Linked DNA regions of Homo sapiens: region 2 is linked to region 1. A link is a loop called in an ENCODE intact Hi-C map of the cell type or tissue named here. Cell type or tissue: OCI-LY7. All regions are shown on one strand. Each heading gives the region's core, and the rest is flanking DNA. Links, peaks and the distances in the headings are about the cores only. Region 1 holds the start of LRP4 (LDL receptor related protein 4). Region 2 holds the start of LOC124902672 (a long non-coding RNA gene).

Region 1 (11,142 bases), core at 2,539-10,538:
ACAAGAATAGCATGGGAAAGACCAGCCCCCATGACTCAATTACCTCCCCCCTGGGTCCCTCCCACAACACGTGGGAATTCTGTGAGATACAATTCAAGTTGAGATTTGGGCGGGGACACAGGAACTTATCAAAAAGAATGAATATCCACACAGCTTCAAAATGGGTTTAGATAAATCCATTGATGATAGTTCCATATAGTCCTTAAGGGCAACTAGAATCTAGTATGTTATGGTACTGTTGTTTTGAGGGGGACATCAAAGGACAACCCTGACAAATCCATTTAGAGTCACCGTCAGAGGCATAAACCTAAACTAGATAGAATTTAGGCTCTGTCCTGACATTGTAATTATTTTGCTCTTTGGGGAATATTTTCTTAAGAATATTTAAGTTAATTTATTAAGCTTTTCTTAAGTCTCTTAGGAGACAGAGATTTTAGATTTCAGTTTTTTAAAATAAGTGCATTAATGCACATCTATAGTCCCAGTTACTCAGGAGACTGAGGCAGGAGGATCACTTGAGGTCAGGAGTTCAAGACTATAGTGTGCTGTTATTGCACCTGTGACTAGCCCCTGCTCTCCAGCCCGGGCAACATAGTGAAAGCATATCTCTAAAACAATAAAAATAATTTTAAAAAAGTAAAACCAGATGTAAACCTACTACCTAGCCCATCTCTCTCCTGGGAAAAGTATCATTTGTCTAGAGACAAAGGTATAAAAAGAATAGAAAGATGAATTTTAAAAACAGTACAATCGCTCCCTTGTAGTTTATAGAAACTCTGTCACTGCTCATTGAATAAACAGATATAAAAAATATAAAGGGCATTTAATTCAGAAACAATTTTCAGTAACAGTTGGTTATTGAGAGGTCCCCTCTCTTGGGCAGATTGCTTGAGGTCAGGAGTTCGAGACCAGCCTGGCCAACATAGCGAAACCCCATCTCTACTAAAAACACAAAAATTAGCCGGGCGTGGTGGCGCATGCCTGTAGTTCTAGCTACTCAGGAGGCTGAGGCAGGAGAATCGCTTGAACCTGGGAAGCAGAGGTTGCAGAGAGCTGAGACTGTGCCACTGCACTCCAGCCTGGGAGACAAAGCAAGACTCTGTCTCAAAAAAAAAAAAAAAAGAGGTCCCCTCTCTGCTTTCCTTAATCACCCGATGTTCTTCTAGCCACACAAGAGTATTGATCATTTTCCAAACATGGCAGCCACTTGCAAATGCCTTTGTTGATGCCATTTCTTCCATCTGGAATATGTGCCCCCTCCTCATTTTTTCCTTTACTTACCTGGTGAAATTTCCCCCACCTTTAATGCCCAGCTACTCCAAATTTAAAGGTCCTCGCTTCTCTGTTTCCGCAGTCCTTTATACATTACATCTATTGCCCTATCATTGCTTTTGAAGTCTTCCTCTCCTCTAGATTCTGAGCTTCTTAAAGTTATGAAGCCTATCTTTTTCTTTTCTTTTTTTTTTTTTTGAGACAGGGTCTCCCTCTGTTGCCCAGGCTGAAGTGCAGTGGCATGATCACAGCTCACTGCAGCCTCAATGCTCCCAGCTTAAGCCATCCTCCCATCTCAGCCTCCTGAGTATCTGGAACAACAGACACGCACCACCACATCTGGCTATTTTTTTTTTTTTTTTTGCAGAGATGGGGTCTCCTTCTCTTGCCTAAGCTGGTCTCAAACTCCAGGCCTCAAGTCATCCTCCCCGTTTGGCCTCCCAAATTGCTGGGATTACAGGCGTGAGCCACCACACCTGGCCCTATGGACCTTATCTTATTCATCTTTGTATTTCCCTGGCCCTAGCTGACTGTCTGCTTTTCATTCATTTACCAAAAATTTATTGAGCAATATGTGTTAGGCACTATTCATAGGTGCTGGAGAATTAAAAAAAAAAAAAATCCCTGCTCCATTGGAGTTCATCTAATAGTGATCAGATAGACAAATATAAATACACAACAACAAACAAGATTATTTCAAAGAATGATAAACCCTGTGGAGAAAATAAAATAGGATAAAGGCAGTAAGTGAGAATGAGGCAACTTTAGGGTGATAAGGTGAGACATCTCTGAAGGTGAGGCTTCTCTGAGGTCGTGATATTGAGCTGAGACCAGTCACAGGAAGGGTCTAGATGAACAGCATTTGACTTCTTTTTTTTTTTTTTTTTTTTAGACAGAGTCTCTCTCCCTCTGTCGCCCAGGCTGGAGGCAGTGGCAAGATCTGGGCTCACTGCAACCTCCGTCTCCCGGGCTCAAGTGATTCTACTGCCTCAGCCTCCCAAGTAGCTGGGATTATAGGTGCACATCACCACCCCTGGCTAATTTTTGTGTTTTTAGTAGAGGCGGGGTTTCACCATGTTGGCCAGGCTGGTCTCGAACTCCCGGCCTCAAGTGATCCACCCACCTCGGCCTCCCAACGTGCTGGGATTATAGGCATGAGCCACCGCACCTGGCCTAGGGGAACAGCATTTGAAGTAGAGGAGACACCACATGCACAAGTTGTAGGACAGAAACAATGGCAAGTTGCAGAACTGAAAGGGAGCCAGCGTGGAAAGTGGTCAATGAAATAAGCAGGGCCAGGCGCGGTGGCTCACGCCTGTAATCCCAGCACTGGCCAACATGGCGAGGCCCTGTCTCTACTAAAAATACAAAAATTAGCTGGGCATGGTGGTACTCGGGAGCCTGAGGCAGGAGAATTGCTTGAACTCGGGAGGCAGAGGTTGCAGTCAGCCAAGATCGCACCAATGCACTCCAGCCTTGGCAACAGAGCAAGACTTTGTCTCAAAAAAAAAAAAAAAAAGAAGTAAGCAGATGTCAGGTTATGGAGGACCTTGAAAGTCACATGAGAAGTAAGAATTTTATTCTAAGTGCAACAGGAAGGCATTGGAAAATTTTAAGCCATGATCTGAGTTTTATTTTTATTTTAATTTTATTTTTTGAGACAGGGTTTTGCTCTGTTACCTAGGCTAGAGTGCAGTAGCAGGATCATGGCTCACTGCAGTCTCAACTTCCTGGGCTCAGGTGATTCTCCCACCTCAGCTTCCTGAGTAGCTGAGACTACAGGAACATGTCACCGCGCCTGGCTAATTTTTTGTATTTTTTTGTATTATTTTTTTTTTTGGCAGAGATGAGGTTTCACCATGTTGCCCAGGCTGGTCTTGAACTCCACCAATCCTCCCACCTTGGCCTCCCAAAGTAGTAGGATTACAGGCATGAGCCACTGTGCCAGACCATGAGTTATATTTTTTAAAAAGTCACTCTGGTTGCTGTGCAGAGAACAAATTATAAAGGGGCAAGTGTGAAAACAGAGAGGCCATTTACATAGATGCTTCATTCATATTTGTTATCAAATGAGCATTTATTCATTGATCTGTTTACCCCAACATTCTGAATATATCTTTACTGTTAAAAGAAGCAAGATATACTGAGCTATTTGCTGCAGAGACTCTATATGTGCCCGGTGTGTGAATATCAGGCTTCTAGGAGATGAAAATGGGCCAGAAAGCCCCACCTATCAGGGTGTGCCCCAAGTTAGGCCAGGGATCTGAATCAGCCACATGCCCCAGATCCCGACTGGAGAACCACTGCTGAGCTGGAACATGAAAAATATTGGCACTAGAAATGATGGTGTGGGCCAGGCGCGGAGGCTCACGCCTATAATCCCAGCACTCTGGGAGGCCGAGGTGGGCGGATCACAAGGTCAAGAGATCGAGACCATCCTGGCCAACATGGTGAAACCCCGTCTCTACTAAAAATACAAAAATTAGTTGGGCGTGGTGGTGCTTGCCTGTAGTCCCAGCTACTCAGGCGACTGAGGCAGGAGACTCACTTGAACCCAGGAGGTGGAGGTTGCAGTGAGCCAAGATCGCGCCACTGCACTCCAACCTGGCAACAGAGTGAAGCTCTGTCTCAAAAAAAGAAAAAAAAGAAAAGAAATGGAGGTTTTGAGGGTTTGCAATTTAAAAAAGCACAGAAATGCAAATGACACTATTCTCTCAGGCTTTCACGCTTTCACTGTTTCTGGTCTTCAGTAGTAGCCCCCTGAACCTAGATAAAAGCAAATCTGTTGCTGAAAGTTAGTAAAACTTTTCCTTACATTCTATGAGGTCTTTCCTGGCTCAAGGCCTTTGCACACACTGTTCCTTCTGCCTGGAAGGCCTCATCCACTCCTAGCCTGATGGCTTTTACTCAGCTTAGGTGTCAGTGCCTCTGGCAGGCCTTCCTCGAACCCCCAAACCTAAGTCCAGTCTTTCCTTTCATAGAACCCTGTACTTTTCCCTCAAAGCCTCTAACATTTGTAACTTCAAATTCATTTGTGGGAGCATTTTTTAAATGCTTCTGCAAACTTGCAGCCCCCTTCAACCATCAGACTGTAAGTTCCAGGGACCCAATATATTTATTTGTTCATCATTGCCTCAGAGTGCCTGGCGCATAATATACCCTTTATAAGTAGTTACTGAGTAAGCGAATCCTGAAATTAAGCCTCTCTAAAGCAAATAGGTATAGGATTCTATTAGTCCCCTTAGCTGTGCCTTCTCTTCTAAAGTTTTAAGAACTGGCCGGGCGCAGTGGTTCACGCCTGTCATCCCAGCACTTTGGGAGGCCAAGGTGAGCGGATCACTGGAGACCAGCATGGACAACATAGTGAAACCCTGTCTCTACTAAAAATACAAAAAAAAATTAGCCAGGTGTGGTGGTACATGCCTGTAATCCCACCTACTGGAGAGGCTGAGGCACAAGAATTCCTTGAACCCAGGAGGCGGAGGTTGCAGTGAGCTGAGATCAGGCCAACCTGGGGCCCAGAGGCAGAGACTGCAGTGAACTGAGATCAGGCCAACCTGGGGCCCAGAGTGAGACTCCGTCTCAAAAAACAAAAAACAAAATAAAACAACAACAACAACAACAACAAAAACTTATCTCCATTCACATTGCCTTCAACAAGAAAGTGATTCTGGAAATAAGATAGAGTAATTCTTTGCAGTCTCATGTTTTAATCTTTTAAAGCAGTTTCTCAACCTTGGCACTATTAACATTTTGGGATGGATAATTCTTTGTTGTGGGGGATGCCCTGCTCACTGTAGAAAGTTAAGCACCATCTTTGAAAGTTAAGCACCATCTTTGGCCTCTATTCATTAGATGCCAGTAACATCAACTCCCCAAAATTGCCGGGTGCAGTGGTGCACACCTGTAGTTCTAACTACTTGGGAGGCTGAGGCAGGAGGATCACCTGAGGCCAAGAGTTCAAAGCAGCAGTGTGCTGTAGTTGTGCCTGTGAATAGTCACTGCACTCCAGCCTTGGTAACAGTGAGACCCTGTCTCTAAAAGAAAAAGCATGGTGGCTCACACCTGTAATCTCAGCACTTTGGAAGGCCGAGGTGGGCAGATCACCTGACATCAGGAGTTTGAGACCAGCCTCGTCAACATGGTGAAACCCCATCTCTACTAAAAATGCAAAAATTTGTCGGGCATGGTGGTGCATGCCTGTAATGCCAGCTACTCAGGAGGCCGAGGCAGAAGAATCGCTTGAACCCGGGAGGCAGAGGTTGCAGTAAGCCTACATTGCACCACTGCACTCCAGCCTGGGCAACAGAGTAAGACTACGTCTCAATAACATAAAACAAAATAAAATAAAATAAAAGGGAAGAAGAAAAGAAAGAGAGAAAGGGAGAAAGGGAGGGAAGGAGGAGGAAAGGAAGGAAGGAAGGAAGGAAGAAAGGAAGTCTTTAGATGTTGCCCCATGCCTGCCAATTCACCTGTGGTTGAGAACCACTGTGTTGAAGTGTGAAACTTCAGGCCTTATTCTCTTGTAGAAGAATTACATATAGAAATTCAGGTTGTTGAATGATTCCCGGGTTATAAGAGAATTCTACCAACCCAGTTGGATCAAAATAGTGCCCACCCCTATCTTGTTTCCGTAGCACTCCCTGCGTTTCCTTTGAAAAGACCATTAGTGATGGTCTAATTCAGGGAAATATTCTGATCTTGGGAAGAAAGAATGCTGGGCTGTTCTAGAAAGATGAAGGAAAGGGGTGGTGTTTCTGAGGAAACCAACGCCTCTGAGACCCCTCTGGAATTGGCAGTCCCCTACAACTTTTCTAGGGGCATGTCCCAGAGGACAGTGAAAGGGAGACAAACAGCCCATTCTGGCCTGCTTTTCAGGATCTCTCACTCCAAACAAGAAAGTCTGAGAGGCCTGGTAAAAATAAATATGGCTTAGTACTCCTGGCACAAGAGCAGTCTCTGACAGCCAAGACTTAACTCACCCTAGGGGGTGACCCAGACAGGGACTATGCACGAAGCTAGTTTCTTACCCATTGATATTCCCAGTGACTCACAGCAGCCAGGGATGACTCTGTGCACCAGAACTGTGCTGAACCGTGGAGAAGGACTTGGGATGCACATAGGAAACAGTCTCTCAAGCTGAGTCAGACAGGGACAGCCCGCCTCTCGTTTCTTCTCCAATTCCAGAAAAACAACACAAATCATGCCTCTGGAAAGGAACCTGTCCTTTGCATACAGAGTGGAAACTGTTTATAACTTCTTAATCCCCTGACATTGAAAGTATGGGGACTGCCTATCCTGGATTTCTTTGGGACAACTGTACTGGCTCTACCACAAGTCCCTAGTTTTCAGCTGGAAAAAAATATGGTCTCCAGAATCCCAAGGTCATTCCCAACAGATTTAAAAGCAAGTCTTCGGCCAGGCAGAGTGGCTCACGCCTATAATCCCAGCACTTTGGGAGGCCGAGGCGGGTGGATCACCTGAGGTCAGGAGTTCGAGACCAGCCTGACCAACATGGAGAAACTCCGTCTACGAAAAATACATTAGCCGGACGTGATGGCGCATGCCTGTAATCCCAGCTACCCTACTCGGGAGGCTGAGGCAGGAGAATCGCTTGAACCCGGGAGGCCGAGGTTGCAGTGAGCTGAGATGGCGCCATTGCACTCCAGCCTGGGCAACAAGAGTGAAACTCCGTCTCAAAAAAGAAAAAAAAAGAGCAAGTCTTCATAAGCAACATATATGAAACCCTGAGACCAACCAAACCTGCATTAGGAAATGAGAGGTGGGAAGGAGGATGCTGGGGAATCAGCCTCTACTTTTGACGTTTTTTCCTCCTTGGATTTTAGGCTGTGGTAACTGATCGAGGCCAGAAATGTTGACAGTCTTGCCTAGCCCCAAGATCATGTAAGCCTGACCTGACGCTACTGCCGCCTTCAGTCAGCAAGAAGAACTACACACCCAGAAAATGCTTCAGTAATAGTTACCATGGTGATGCTAGTTCAACCACATTGCATCTGGATAAAAATTTCAGGCAAAACGATATAGAAAACTACTGCCTAACAAGGAGTTAACACCTTACATCTTTTATGTTGTTGTTGTTGCTGTCGCAAAGTATGGTTCATGTTAGCTTTGGTAAAAGATGGTAATTTGAAGTGAAAGTACTGAAAAAAACAAGCAAGGATGAAATGTCAATGTATCCATTTAGAGAAATCTAATAACCACTTTGCACTATGCCAAATTACTTTCCCCTCAGCTAACAGGGGGCATTTGGGTCTTCCTGACTCTATTTACTGGTGAGGAAAGTGAGTTAATGAAATCCATAGATGATCCAAGCCCAAGAAATGCTGGCATATCAGCTGGGAGGGAAAAAAGCGATATACTGGGCCATCAGAAAGTTGGGCATTTGGGCAAAAGGAACAAAACAAGATTCAACCTGGAAAAATGGAAGGTGGTGAAATTAATCCGTATTATTAATATGCATTAGGGAGAGTAGACCACAAAAGGAAGGAAGACTAGAGACAAGTTTATGATTTTATGCAGTAAATCAAAAGTTAAATCTGAGGGAAGGACCTACAGACTGGGGCTGGAAGGAGGCTGAGGGCTTTGTGGGAGTGCAGCTGCCCATGAGGACTCCTTTCCTGACCCCCTCCCTTCCTTGTCAGGATCAGAAAGTCAAAGAAGGTGAAGAGGCTAACAACAGTGATTTACAAAGACAGCAAGGAGGAACTAAGTCTGTATGGGCCGAATCTGGGCCTCTGAGCTGGAGCAACAGGACCCAGACAACCATCTCAGGAAATGAGTGAATGAAAAGGGGCGGGGGGGTCGGTGAATTATTTAGCCCTAGAACAACGCTGCCTAGACCGGGGGAGGCCAGGGAGAAGAAAATCTCCGAAAAGGAATTTTGACAGTGAGAACGCCAGTTAAGATACAGCACTCCAGGCCCCCTGATGTCCCTTGTTTGATGTCAATAAAGACCCAAGAGGATTATGCATCCACAAGCCTTGCGTATTCGCAGACATCAAAAAAGTCTGGACTTGGGGCCGGTAGGCGGGGGCAGGGTCACGTCCAGGCGACTTGGGTCAGCTCAGGTGCTCGTCTGAAGCATAGAGCTGGAGTGAGCGGGGGCGAGACTTGCTGCTAGGATAATTTTTTTTTTTTAAGTTAGGGAAATTTAAGCAGTAGTAATAGCGACAGGGAGGGGGCTCTCTCTCGGGCCAGGAATGTGGGGGCGGCCTGAGGAGGAGCGGGGCCCCGCGCAGGAGGCGCCGGCGGGTGGGGTCGGGGGACCAGGGAGCCGGGGCCGAGGGCGGGAAGGGGCCGGGCCGGCGCTGGGGGCGGGCCCAGGCGCGGTGGCGGTGGCCGGGGCTGCGGCGCGGGGGGCGGGGCGGTCGGGCCCGGGACACCCCCTCCCGGTCCCCTGGCGGGGCAGCGTCGGCTCTGGCAGCACTGGAGGCGGCGGCGGCCCGAGGGCGACTTGCGGGGCGCGCAGGCCGCCGTGCACCCGGGACGCTTCCCCCTCGGGGACCCTCCGCGGGCTTCTCCGCCGCGCCGTCCGGCGGGAGCCGGCGGGACCCCGGGCGAGCGGCGCGGGCGGCACCATGAGGCGGCAGTGGGGCGCGCTGCTGCTTGGCGCCCTGCTCTGCGCACACGGTAAGCGGCGCCCGCCGGGAAAGTTTGTCCCTGGGTCCGGCCGCTGCAGGACTCGCCTCCCGGGACCTGGACGGCGCGGGCCGGGGCCTGAGACCCCTCGCCCTCGCTCCTAGCCGTGGCCCTGGGGCTGCGTGCAGGGGAGAGGACCCGGAGCGGCCCCGGCTCCAGCAGTCCGAGCGGGGGCATCAGCGGAGGCGCTTCCGCGGGTTCGGGTCTGGGCCGGGGCGCGGGTCTGGGCCGGGGCGCGGGTAAGGTCCGGGGCGTTCGTTCGCTCGCCCTCCCTCGCTGCTCTTTCAAGAGCGGGGGCTGCTTCCCTTTCAGGTTAGGTCGGGGGCTCTGTGTCCTTGGTGCGAATGAATGCGTGCGAAGAAAGGGAGGCGGGTGAGGAGGGTCGCTAAACCCATAAATTGTAAATAGCCCTCCTTCCTGGGGCTGGGGGCTCGGGCGGGTTGCGGAGAGAGGCCCCGGTAGAATCTGGTACTTGGGCACCGGGATTCCTCTACTCGGAGAACGATTCCCGGACTCCAGGTCTTGCTCCCACCAAGGGGCTCTGGGGCACTGTTTGCGGGCAGCATCTCCCCTCGGCGGTGTTTCGGGGTCCCTCTCTTGGCTGCGGCCAGTCAGCTTCCAGCCCTGGATCGTCCTAAAGGGAGGTGGTTGGAAAGGGGGCTGAGGAGGAATATAGGGAAGAAACTGCTGGAAGGCTCCCGCAGATCTGCCCTGGCTGGGGTAGGGGGGCAGGGGGCCGGTAACCCTGAACCCCAGAAGGCAGCCGCCGGGCCCTCGCGGCAGGGTCCCAGCCCTCGGGGGAGCTGGACGGCTGCAGCAGGACTCCTTGGTGCCCGTACCCCCTGTTGTGTGGGACTAGGGCTCCGATGGAATCTGCTTCTCCGCGGGCTCTTAACGACCCTGGGTGCACCCCGTGATTGAGCAGCTTTCCCTAGTTTGTGCCCAGAGATCAAAGAACTTTGATCTTTGAACCCCAGCCCTATTCACCCATCGCTATTCATCGTGGCGGGAGTTCCGAGTCTCCCCATTTGCCTCGCAGCCCCGATGAAGGGAGCTGGGGCTCAGAATGGAGGGGTCTGGAGACCCTGCCTGGTCTTTTACCGGTTCTTTCTTTCACGTAGGACAGCTCGTGTGGAAAAAGTCAGTGCAGATTTCCGAACTTGCCTGGCAGGGCGTGGAGATGTCTAGGCACTCGTTTTAAAGATTGGTTTACCTCCCAAATCCAAAACAGAGTTTTCATGTCTCTTATTTAAACTACCTGTGGGTTTTCAGGGGCTTTTTTCCGCGTCCTCTCTAGCGCGGACTGAGCTCTTTCTCTCCGAAGAGCGGTAGCTTGGCCGGCCCACGTTCCGCTCCGCTCTGCGCTCTCCCCTCCCCGGCTCTCTCCTGGAAGGTTATTTGTAGCCTCTTTGGCGTGTTGGGACAGCGGCCCTACTGGGGTAGGAATGTAGCTGTTCTTCCCACCACATGGGCCCCTTAAAGGGACAGCTTTGCTTTTTGGGGGGTTTCCCCCTTCGGGTTGCAAGGAAAGGGGATGGAACTTTCCTCTCAGCCCCCTGGAGGAAGTTTTGAAAAAGATCAAGGGAAATGGCAAGGCACTGGGAAAAAAAAAAAAAATTAGGGTTAAAACGGATACCAACAAAGCCAGAGAGGAGATTGTCGCCTTCTGCCCTAGGGAAGGGGGAGCTGGAAGGTTCCGGGCTGAGACTGGCCAAGAAGATTTTACTGCTCCAGAGCTGTCAACGCTGCAAATATTACATGTGCATAGAGGATGGGGGTGAGAATGGGGGGAGAGAATTGCGTATGTCTAATGTTTCACAGAAAAAGAATGGGAGGATTCGCGGTAACGCTTTTAGGTTTCTTTCTCTTTTTTTTCTTGGAGAGGGTGTCTCACTCTGTTGCCCAGGCTGGAATGCAGTGGGGCAATCATAGCTCACTACAGCCTCGACCTCCCAAGCTCAAGTGATCTTGTCATCTCAGCCTCCTGAGTAACTGGGACTACAGGCATGCACCACCATACCCTACAAATTTTTGTTTTTTTTTCTAGAGATGGGGTTTCACCATGTTGCCAAGGCTAGTCTCCAACTCCTGGGCTCAAGTGATCCACCTGCCTCGGCCTCCCAAAGTGCTGGTATTACAGGTGTGAGCCACTGTGTCCGGCCCAGGTTTCTTTTTAAGGAAAAAAGTTTAATAGAAACGTCTAAGCATGGG
Region 2 (11,142 bases), core at 1,483-9,482, 230 kb before region 1:
CAGGAGGATCTCTCGAGACACAAAAAAGAACTCCTTGCTGGGCGTAGTGGCTCACAACTGTAATCCCAGTACTTTGGGAGAGCAAGGTGAGGGGATCCCTTGAGCCCAGGAGTTTGAAACCAGCCTGGGCAACATGGTGAAACCCAGTCTGTACAAAAAACACAAAAATTTTCCAGGATGGTGGCGCATGCCTGTAGTCCCAGCTACTAGGGAGGCTGAGGTGAGAGCATCACTTGAGCCCGGGAGGTCGAGGCTGCAGTGAGCTGAGATTGTACACAGCACTCCAGCCTGGGCAACAGAGCGAGACTCTGTCCCAAAATAAAACAAAAAACAAAAAACCTTAAACTGTAGTAGAATGGAGGCTTACTGGCTCTTCTCTTAGGAGAGCAGTGGCTGTGGGAGGAGGAACAGTGGGGTGGGTGGAGAAGGCTCAGTGAAAAAAAACAGCAGGCAGGAAAAACTGGGCCACTGCAGACTTCCCCTACTTTTGTTTTTCTCCCTTTCAGATTAATCAGATTTTTTTTTTCAGCTTGGAAAAAAGGTCTCCGCAGACACACCTGTGCCTTGTTTATAAATGGGATTCAGGTCTCTTTGATATATAATCTCTAGCGTCACTGAGTAAATAGTCCTGTGTCTGCCCGACCTGCAGGCTGCTCCCCAAAGCAGAGCTGGGGTTCTCTGAGGAGGGGCTGGGCGCTTCTGCTATGGGGAGGTGGTTTCATGTTGGGGCAGGGCTGCAGGCAGGGAGGGCTGTCCCCTACCATGGGAATGTGTAAGAGCCATGTTTTGTCGCCATATTCCTGCTCCCTGGGATTGAGTCCGGCCCTGGGAAGTCAAGGCAGAGATGGTGATGCCCCTTCCCCTCTGGAGCCGTGTTGCTAACAGAGGCCAGCTGCTCCCTGTGTTGTGCGGCAGGAGAGGCTGACGGCTGCTTAGCTCTGACTTACCGAGGGCTTGGTTGATTCCACGGTGCTTTGAGAGAGCCATGAGGAATCCATAGAAGGTCAGTCTCTGAACATTGCTGAGGGCCTCTTTGACAAGTGCTGGGGGTGGGCAGCTAAGAAGGAGAGATGCCACATTCAGAGCCTAGCCAGCCTCAGGGCCACCTCTGCATCCATACTTTCAGGTTCATGAGGATACCCACAGCCAAGCCAGGGACCTGCCTTGGGAGCCCCAAGGCCCTGGGGGATCAGGCCTTCACTATGGTCAGGAGGGGCTGGCATGTTCACTAACTGGTGCTTTCACCGGGGTGGGGAGTGGGGGTGGGAAATGGCTACGGGAAACCAAACCTGTTGCTCAGTCCCTAAGGGTACTTGTGCCACACAGGACAGCTTACCCCTCTCTTTGTGTAGAAAAGTTTTATACAAGGAGTACTCTTTCCTTCTCTCTAAAATGTTAAGGCCAGTCTGTCACCCAGTAAATTGGTCAACTACAGTGGTCTTGCCTGAGTGAAAGCAGTCCTTTTGAAGTGAGCTAATTGAGAGCCTTTCAGTCAACAACTGGTTTGGGGGCAAATGGCACTGTTACATTATGACCAGCAAGGGCCCTAGAATGCCTGGGCCGCGCAGAACATCCTGCGGAGCTCTGTTCCGCAGCCAGCAGTCCGACCCCCTGGGGCTGGGGGGCTGGGGGCTGCATGCCCGTTCCTCACCTGTACTTGTGCCGATCACACAGGTTTTCCAGACACTGGTAGAACAGCGACGCCTCCACGCCCTCCAGCGTGCCGGCCCCGCCCAAGGCAGGTCGTTGGCGGTGCTGCCCACTGGACGACGTCGGCACAATCACTGTGTTGGGGTTCTTGCCTGACAGCAGGTCCTCATAGATGGCAGCCACACTGTCCAGGAATTCTGGAACCGTGGGGGTGGGGGTGTGGGTGTGGACGGCTCAGGCAGGGAGGACATGTTTTGTCTGTTCACTATGTCTTCCCTTCTCTGTCAGCCCAGTTCCACACCAGCCTCAGTGCTCAGGGCATGGTGTCCTGAGAGCAGAAGTTCTCAACCTTGTTTGACAACACATTGATGAGAGATGACACTAATCTGTGTTTTTGCTCAAATGTCCCATCCTTGGCTCAGTTGTTCCTGGACCAGGTGAGACCTGCCATTGCACACTTTCATAGCACCATAGGCTTTTTTTTTTCTGGCACTTAGCCAGTGAGGAGCTTTCTGTGTCATTAATTGTCTAATCTGTCTCCTTGCTGGAATGCACAAAGGCGGGGTCATGCCTTGTTGGCCTCTCCTGCCTAGCACTGTGCTTGGCACATATTAAGGCCATAAATATTTTTTGGAGGAGTGAACATGAGTATGCTCCCACTGGTAAGCCCCATGGTGTGTGGCCACCTGCCTCTCTACCTCAAGAAAGCGTGTTGGAATACCAGCGAGGAACAGAGAAAGCCTGAAAGCTGCTGATGAGTCAGTCATTTGAAATGGTTTTCAAATTTCGTAGTTGAGCCATTGTTAGAACTGCTGACTTATGGCCCATCTCGTCTCTACACACACCGCTGGGCAGTGTCAGTAATGCTCCCAGCCCAATGTGGTGGCTGTCCCATCCCTCTGGGGGTGCTGTGAGAAGAGGGCTGGGGAGACAGTGAGGGAAAAATGTTCTCCCAGACATGGCTGCTCCTTCTCTAGGGCCCAAGAGCTTCAGAGAAATGGGAAATGACTGGTGCTGCTAAGAGCAGGTGGCGAGACCCCAGGCTCCAGCCCCTAACTGTACAGCCCTTGGGCTGCCATCAAGTAAACAGAATGTGGCGCCCAAATGAGGCCAGGGCTGGCTGGGGACACCAGTTGGCAGGAAGGCCACCTCTAGGATCTAAGGACAGCCTTCTATTTACTGGAAGAGCCTGTTTTAAGCAAGTTTGTTTATGAACACAGTCAGCAATTTGTAAACCCGGCACTCCATTTGATGTCTCTGTGCGTGAGCTGGTGTATATTTATATTTATTTGTCTATATTTATTCCATCTGATTCCAGAGAGACTTAAGGGTGCAGCTGTGTGAATTGGGGAGCAGAGTGGGAGTGTGACAAAGGACTGGTGTATGCTTTTTTAAAGCTGTGGGGTGGAGGAGAATGTGCACCCAAACGCACGATCAGTTGCCAAGGGAGAGACCCTTGAAGGCAGTAAAATAGCAGCGAGGTTGGGAACGCTGGCTTTGGAGTCAGCCTTCAGGTCTGGTCTCCACCACTTATGAGCTGCATGACTGGCTACTACTTCTGTGAGCTTGTCTCTGAAAGGACTCTCTCTCAAGGCTGTTGTCAAGATTAAAGTCAGTGCTGTGCCTGGGACATAGTAAGTTTTCAGTAAGCAGTGAATGCTGTGGATGCTATGGATGTTGTTATTGTCATTATCACTTAAACTGATTTGTTGCGTTGCTGACTGAAAACACTGCGGTGTTCAGTGTCTTCAGGAGGCTGAGGAAGTCGGCTCTGCAGACTGAATCTTGTGACCACCACTGAACACTAGACATCCTGTTAGCGACCCGCAGTGAAGCACACCCCCAAAGGAAGTGGGGAAGAGAAACGTGTGTGCCAGGCACACAGATGGGCAGGGCAGCAGGGCAGGACAGGGAGACAGGGTCCTGTGCGGAGCCAGATGGAGCCCCGGAACACTCACCTGAGTAGTAAAACTGGATCTGGAAGGCAAAGAGGAAATCTGAAAAAGACATCAAGCAGTCCATGGCATCGTCCATGAGCACAATCCTGAAGGGGAAAGAGAGAATCTGAGAGAGAGAATGGGGGAGAGGTTTAAGGAGGGGAGGGAGAGAGGGAGAGGGAGGAAGGGAAAAGTGCGGGGGAGAGGGAGAGAGAGAGCTGTTCCTGGGCCGCCAGTCTCCCCTGGGGCAGCAGGACATTTAGGAGAGGGCTCCCAAAAGCAAGCTCCTCCCAGTCACCTCACTGCTCCATCAATTGGACTCTGCCACCAAACTGAACTGACCACACTGTACCCAGAGCGGGCTCCCGGTTCAGTCTCAGTGGCACCAGCTAGCGGATGGAGCATGGGCAGGGGGTGGCGAGGAGAGGGTGCAACTGTAATGCAGCCAAGGTTTCTTTTCATATACTTAAGCAGTAAATCCTTTCATTCTGCCGTGAGGACCATTTAGTTCAGAATAAATACAGCTGATCAGAAAAGGCAAAAAGAACAGCTAAGGGGTTTAAAGGGTCTTGGCAAGTGGTACTGAGATTTAATAAGCTACCAAAGGGCCAGAACAGCGACAGACACCGCCACCCTGGGGCACAGATGGCAGACAAGGGGAGAGGGCAAAGAGCTATTGGGGAATCTGCACTTGTGAGGGTCAAAACCCACACTCATCTTGTGCTGCCGCCCTGCTCCTCCTTGCATCCATGTTCACAGGTTGCCCACCCAACGGTTTTCCTGTCTCTAGTCCCTCCCACTGAGGACCCACCTCACAGGAAGAAAACCGTCTGACTCATAAAGGGATCCGACCAAGGCTATGTTCATCCTCTGCTCAGCACCTCATCTGAGCCAGGACAAGAAGAGAAGGAAACGAGCGTTTGCTGGGCTCCATCACATGCCAGGCAGGCGCCAAGCTATCAGATGGGGTGGGGCGGGCCCCCAATCTGTTTCTGATCAGGTCCTTCTGGCTTTATCTTTCTTTTTTTCTTTTTTCAGTTGTTTTTGGCCAGGCGCGGTGGCTCATGCCTGTAATCCCAGCACTTTGGGAGGCCGAGATGGGTGAATCATTTGAGGTCAGGAGTTCGAGACCAGCCTGGCCAACATGGTGAAACCCCACTTCTACTAAAAATAGAAAAATTAGCTGGGCATGGTGGGCACCTGTAGTCCCAGCTACTCAGGAGGCTGAAGCAGGAGAAGCGCTTGAACCTGGGAGGCGGAGGTTGCAGTGAGCGGAGATCACACCACTGCACTCCAGCCCGTGAGACAGAGAGAGACCCTGTCAAAAAAAAAACAAAAAAAGTTTTCTTTTGCTCTCTCATATTTTTCTAAATCTCTCTCCACTTCCCTGAGTCAGAGGTTTCCCAGACTGGCAACTGGATCAGCCCCAGAGAAAGCCAGGATTGCTCACTGCTGGGGAAAGGGCTTCACAGAGACTACGATATTGTGGTGCCACTCCCTTTGCTGCGATCTTCCTGAAGAGAGACAGTGGTTCCTGCCTAGTCTTTATTGTAATACAGATAACAATAGAAGCAGGTGCCATTTCCTGAGTGCCCTACTGCGTGGCAGGCTATTGAGGTATTTAACTGCATTCGTTAAATTTTATCCCACAACAATCCTACAGGTGGGTCTTATTATTTCCATTCTACACGTGAAGAGTCTGAGGCTCAGAGGTCAGCCTGCCAAAGTCACACACACAGCTGGGGAGCTTGCTGGACTCCACAGGCCACACATCTTCCATGAGAGCACACTGCCTCTTTGAAAATAAAGCTGCAGAGCAAAAACACTAACATTTTACCTCCTAGTTTCTGTGGCTGATTTATTTTCTTTCTTGTTACTGATATGTTAGGCATCTCCTGGGGAGAACGACAGCTGCCTCCACCACCAGAGTTCAACACTAGAATTCCAGCTGGAAGAAATTCAAGGCTGGAGGGCGGGAAGAAGCAGTGCCGCTGAGGGCCACAAGAGGGTGCCCTGGTCCCTCTGTCAGTAGTTCACAGGACTAAGTGCAGTGCCAAAGGCCAAGTGGTTACCCCATCTCATAACCCAAGGAAAACCCAGGCAGCAGAACAGCTCCCTCCCCACCCAGATGGCAGAATCTGTTTTGACATCTGGATTGAGGGAGCAGGGAGACAGCAGAGAGCGGGCAGCTAGAGAGGACTGGGGTTAGCAAAGACCTCCAAACTGCAGAGGAAGAGTGAGCTCCCCCGGGAGCGCTCAGGGAGCAAGGGCCACCAGCACCTCAAAGCTTTTCCTTGGCAGGCTCAGCAGGGCAGGCAAAGGCTCTGGACATGAGAAGCCACTGACTTTCCTTTACTGCCCTGTTCTCAGGACAGCTGGAGCCCCAATAGTCTAAAGTGAATTACGACAGAACAGCACTGGGCTGTGAATATCCCCAAGCAGGAAACCACCAGGGAGCCCAAGGCTTTCCCCGTGTTCCATGGCTTCTGTTGATCATCAGTTGGAACACAGCACTCCCATAGCAGCAACTTCCACTTGCTATTTATTTACATTGTGATATAATGACACACCATAAAAGTCACCCTTTAAAAGCGTACAATTCAGTTTTTTAGTATATTCACAAAGTAGCGCCACCATCACCACTGTCTAATTACAGAAGTTACCTCCATTTGCAATTCTCACCAATAGGCCCATTCCAGAGCCTGCCTCGGAGCAGAAGCTTGAGCTCGTACTTCCCAAAGGGCTACCCCTGCCTCGCAGCCTCGCGGAAGCCTTAATGCTGAGTGCCACTAGCATCTTCCTCTTTCAGCCACAGATGGGACTAGAAGCTATAAACAGGGCACACCCTTCCAGCCTCAGAAGTGGTCTGCAGCTTTCTGCTAGGGGCCATCTTGACCTCAAACATCAGCAGTCCCTTTGGAGATGGGCCGTTGCAGAAGAGGGGGCGCACACCGTGGGAGGGTAGGAGTGTCCGTCAGAGCAGGGCAGCCCTGCAGGTGCCCTTAATACGGGTAACAATAGAGGCATTTTTTTTTTTTTTGAGTCTTGCTCTGTTGCCCAGGCTGGAGTGCAGTGGTGCAGATCGGCTCACTGCAACCTCCGCCTCCTAGGTTCAGGTGATTCTCCTGCCTCAGCCTCCCTAGCAGCTGGGATTACAGGTGCCTGTCACCATGCCCGGCTAATTTTTGTATTTTTAGTAGAGACAGGGTTTCACCATGTTGGCCAGGCTGGTCTCGAACTCTTGACCTCAAGTGATCCGCCTATAGAGGCAGGTATCTTTCCTGAGTACCCTACCTCATGGCAGGCTATTAAGGCATTTGACTACATTAATTAAATTTTATTCTACAACAGTCCTACGGGTGGGTCTTATTGTTATTTCCATTCTACAGGTGAAGAGTCTGAGTCTCAGAGACTGGGGAGCTGAAACATATGCCGAGCAGGAGGGAGTAGGGGGCGAGTGAAGCGGGTGCAGACAGAGGCGAGGGCTTTCTTTCTGGGGGACATGTGGCTGGATCCCAGCAGCACATGTATAAAGGACTGAGGGTTTTTTTTCAACTGCAAGAAGTAAGACTGGCTACCTTTTAAAAAGCCAAATGGATCCGAGCTTGTGTTAACAGCAACACCGGCTATGACTCTCCTCAACCAGAAACGCTGGGCATACTAGACATCCTGGAAACTTCCCCCCGCCACCCTCTGCTCCAAGCCAATCAACCAGTCACCAAGTCCTATCAATGCTATTGCTGAAATTTCTCTTGAATCCATCTACTTCTTTCCACGTCCACAGCCACCATCCTACCCCCAGCCTTCACCTCTCTTTTCTTGATGATGGCATGACCTCCTACCCAGTTTCCCTGCAACTACTCCTCTTGCTTTTTTTTTTTTGAGATGGAGTCTCACTCTGTCACCAGGCTGAAGTGCAGTGGCTCACTGCAACCTCCGCCCCCTAGGTTCAAGCGATTCTCCTGCCTCAGCCTCCCGAGTAGTACTGGGACTACAGGCGTGCGCCAGCATGTCCAGCTAATTTTTGTATTTTAGTAGAGACGGGGTTTCACCATGTTGGCCAGGATGGTCTTGATCTCTTGACCTCATGAGCTGCCCACCTAGGCCTCCCAAAGTGTTGGGATTACAGGCGTGAGCCTTCTTCTAATTGAGTATCCATCCTGTGGGCAGAAAGATTTTCCTAAAATGTGAATGTGACCATTTTACCATTGTGTTGGAAACCCTTCACAGAGGCCGGGCACAGTGGCTCATGCCTGTAATCCCAGCTACTCAAGAGGCTGAGGCTGGAGAATCGCTTGAACCTGGGAGGTGGCCATGTCAGTGAGCCAAGCTTGTGCCACTGCACTCCAGCCTGGATGACAGAGCAAGACTCCATGTCAAAAAAAAAAAAAAAAAAAAACCTTCACAGTCTTCCCATTGCCCTTAGGACACGTTCCCCCATTTGGATCTGGCCTGTGAGCCCGCTCCATCTGCCCCCTGCCTCCCTCGACTCCCCCACTGCATTCTGGCCACACTAGTCCTTCCATCCTCCCTGAAGCTGTCCTTACTCATGCCCTCCAGACAAGTCTGTCCCTCTAGCCATAATGCTCCCTGTCCCTTCTACCCATGATGCTCCCTGCCCTCCATGCCTCCTCCTCACCTACCGGATATCTCCATATTCTTCAGGCTGAAGCCTCCACAGCATCTCTTGGGGAAGATGAAAGAGGAAAGCACCTTTTCTAACCCAGCCTAGAATAGGCCCCCCTGCTACTGGCTTCTGCAGTTCTCGGAAACCTCCTCACACTGTTGTCTTTGTCCTGGGAACATAAGATCTACCAAGTGACACCTCTGTCTCCCTGCTTGTGGCTTGACTCTGGTATGGTGTCTGGCACATAGTAGGCACTCAGTCAACGTCTGTTGAATGAAGAAATGCATGAACAAATGAGTGAGAGAAGCCACGGTCCCCTTTTCCTCTGGCCAGGTGGCACCTGGAGCAGTTTCTTAATCCCTCTCATAAAGATACTTACAATCTTTATGGAGAATGCAGACATTCAGAGGGATTAAGAAACTTGGCGAAGGTTACAAGCTAGGAGCAAAAGAGCTGTCATTCAAATACTACTACCTTCAGGTCTGGACAGTCCGTTTAAGGGGAGTAAACTAGAGTCCTGGAGAAGAGGGTCAGGCTGATGGACAGTCTAAAAACCAGGATACTGGATAAATGGCTGCATTTAGATCTTTTGCTTAGAAGTGAAGACTAGGGAGGAAGTGAAGGCTGAGACCCAACTCTCAAAGGACTGCCTCTTGGGGAGATGCCACGGGGATCTAGAGTTTGGCTCTAGAGACATTTTCAAGCTGCTTAGTTCTAGGATTGTGGCTGATTTGTAAAGGAATGAGATGTGTATTGCCAGAAATGTTCAAGCAGAAGTTTGAAGGCTCATACTTCCCAAAGGGCTTCTTCCAGCTCTGACAGTGTTGTCCCAAGGGTGGACAGAACTAACAGCTCCTCCTGTTAGTGTTAAATCTAGTGGGGGGACAGTTTGATGTTCAGAGGTCTATGGCTGCAGAAGACTTACTGAAAGGTGCTTTTAATCACATCATATGCTGTGCTGTCTGTCTCCAAATGAATGCTGAGACCATGAAAGTTCTAGGCATCTGTGTCTTTAACCCACCTATGGGATCTTTCTGGCTGTGGGCATCTGCATCTTGCTTTGGAATCTCAGCAGAACTATGGGAAAAGGCAAGCAGGAAGCTCCTGGTCTGTCTTTGCCTCTTTGCCTTTGCCTGCAACCCTTCTATCCCCACAGACAGCTCCTTCCTTCTGAACTCAAGCTCATTGCCACTCCCAGAGGGCTCGGGAAAGAATCTTCTTGGAGACGAGGTCATCCCCATGTGCTGTTTTCCAGTTGCTGGCAGTTGGCTCAACACCCCTTCCTGCCAGAGGCCTTCTGCTAACGTGCCAGCTGCTTCTGACACCTGGAGGTGCCCGGCCGCCCCTGCTTTGAAGTGGAGCCAACAGGGAGCTGCTGCCAGTGAGAGTCTGCACAAATCTATTGGATCATGGAGGGACCCTTGCGGACCATGCCTCCGGGCTAGAGAGAGGGACTCTTGGGGAGAAGTAGAGGCACTTTGGTTCAGGCTGTGCTGAGCAGAACCATGTGTGGGGTGGAGCCTAGGACAGGCAACTGGAGTGGAGAAAGAGCACGTGGCTGGTCTGAGAGACTGGCCACTTTCTCCCTCCCCTGCTGACTTCCAGCAGCTGGGATAGGCAGTCTGGCTGGGAGTTCTAAGGGTGCCAAGGAAGCAACAGCTTCCAGCCTGAACCTACTGACTTGCCAACTTCCTATTCACCCCTAATTAGGGTCAGTTTCCCTGGTCTAGTGGCACGGGCTGCACCGGTTTTCCTGAAGTTCTGGATTAGTTGACCCCAGGATTAAGTCCTAGTTCCACTACTCACTGGCCAAGTGACAATTTCCCTCTGAGCCTCAGTTTCCTCATCTGTGAAGAGGATATAATCATAGTTCCTGTTTCCCAGGATTCTTGTGGAGAGTCAGCATGATGATGTTATATATGCTAGTGTCTAACAGGTGCTCAGAATGAGCGCCGGCTGTAATCAGTAAGTATATTCTATCTGGTTTAAAGTGCTGGGAGAGCCCAAAAGAGCAAATAAAAATAGAGCCCAGAGGAAATGCGTGCTGCCAGCATCCACCAGGCAGAGGTCTCAGGCAGAAGCCAGCGATCTAGTTTCCAGTTTACTTTTGGGGGAAGCCAGCCCTCAGCCACGGCCAGAAAGAAGAGCCACTTTCCATGACTGGACTTCTTTGAGGAGGTCACATGACTAGTGTCAGTCATGTGGTGGCTGGAGGGTGTCCCCAAATCAAGGTGTCAGTCATGGGGTGGCTGAAGGGTGTCCGCAAGTCAAGGTGTCAGTCATGGGGTGGCTGGAGGGTGTCCTCAGGTCAAGGTGTCAGTCATGGGGTGGCTGAAGGGTGTCCCCAGGTCAAGGTGGCAGTCATGGGGTGGCTGAAGGGTGTCCCCATGTCTGTTTGGGCTCACAGTGCACCTCTAGGGTTTTTGTTTGAATGTCAGGGCCATGAGAGAAGCAGCGATGACACGATGTCTGGTTACCTTCTCCAGGTGGGAGGAAAAAGGCCGCTATGAAGGTGTCCTGGGCCATTTCCTGAGGGTTGCTCCTCTTCTGGACTGTGTTGGAGGCACACTCGTGCTGCACAAGCTGCCTCTAGCCTAGGGCCTTGAAGTGGCGTGGGGTGTCCAGGTCATTGCTCTGCCCTAGCTCCAGCCCGCACCTCCAGGGTATCCCAAACCCTACTTGCCCTGAAATGCCTAAGACGCTTGATCCAGAGGGTGTGGGAAACAATATGATGATGATGATAATAATAGTGAATATTCACCAAGGGCTTACTCTGTCAGCACTACACACCCATAAGTTCATTTTCTGCTCGTATTAATCCTATGAGGTCAGTTCAGTGAGTATCTTTATGGAGAACGCAGACATTCAGAGGAATTAAGAAACCTGACTCAGGTTACAAACTAGGAGCAAAAAAGCTATAATTCAAAT

Evidence for each region. Hi-C counts contacts between places; a loop is a spot of excess contacts. Peaks named below come from ENCODE experiments on the same cell type or tissue, not always from the same donor. Only the 100,000 strongest peaks of a DNase experiment are listed, where the experiment ranks them.
Region 2: it touches region 1 in a loop (7-fold over the local background); 28 of 110 quality-filtered maps call a loop at or near these places.

What each region holds. Positions count from the first base shown.
Region 1 is chr11:46,916,108-46,927,249 of GRCh38, reverse strand. LRP4 (LDL receptor related protein 4) reads left to right here and starts at 8,700. Exons shown (of 38, transcript NM_002334.4): 1 at 8,700-8,922. The coding sequence starts at 8,871. RefSeq lists enhancers at 1,962-2,462, 6,275-6,774, 6,775-7,276, 7,971-8,475, 9,639-10,510 and silencers at 8,536-8,765, 8,776-8,955, 8,966-9,135. In OCI-LY7, for the core only: CTCF peaks have their summits at 6,994, 7,194 and 10,475 (motif pointing left); DNase peaks (open chromatin) are centred at 7,199, 8,009, 8,749 and 8,879; H3K4me3 peaks cover 3,244 bases; H3K27ac peaks cover 1,309 bases.
Region 2 is chr11:47,147,728-47,158,869 of GRCh38, reverse strand. It overlaps CSTPP1 (centriolar satellite-associated tubulin polyglutamylase complex regulator 1), which reads right to left. Exons shown (of 9, transcript NM_024113.5): 5 at 3,609-3,694; 6 at 1,652-1,847; 7 at 948-1,057. LOC124902672 (a long non-coding RNA gene) reads left to right here and starts at 1,844. Exons shown (of 2, transcript XR_007062668.1): 1 at 1,844-2,087; 2 at 4,347-5,423. RefSeq lists an enhancer at 5,461-5,540. In OCI-LY7, for the core only: CTCF peaks have their summits at 5,349 and 5,572 (motif pointing right); DNase peaks (open chromatin) are centred at 3,449, 5,229, 5,619, 6,579 and 2 weaker places; H3K4me3 peaks cover 3,149 bases; H3K27ac peaks cover 7,021 bases.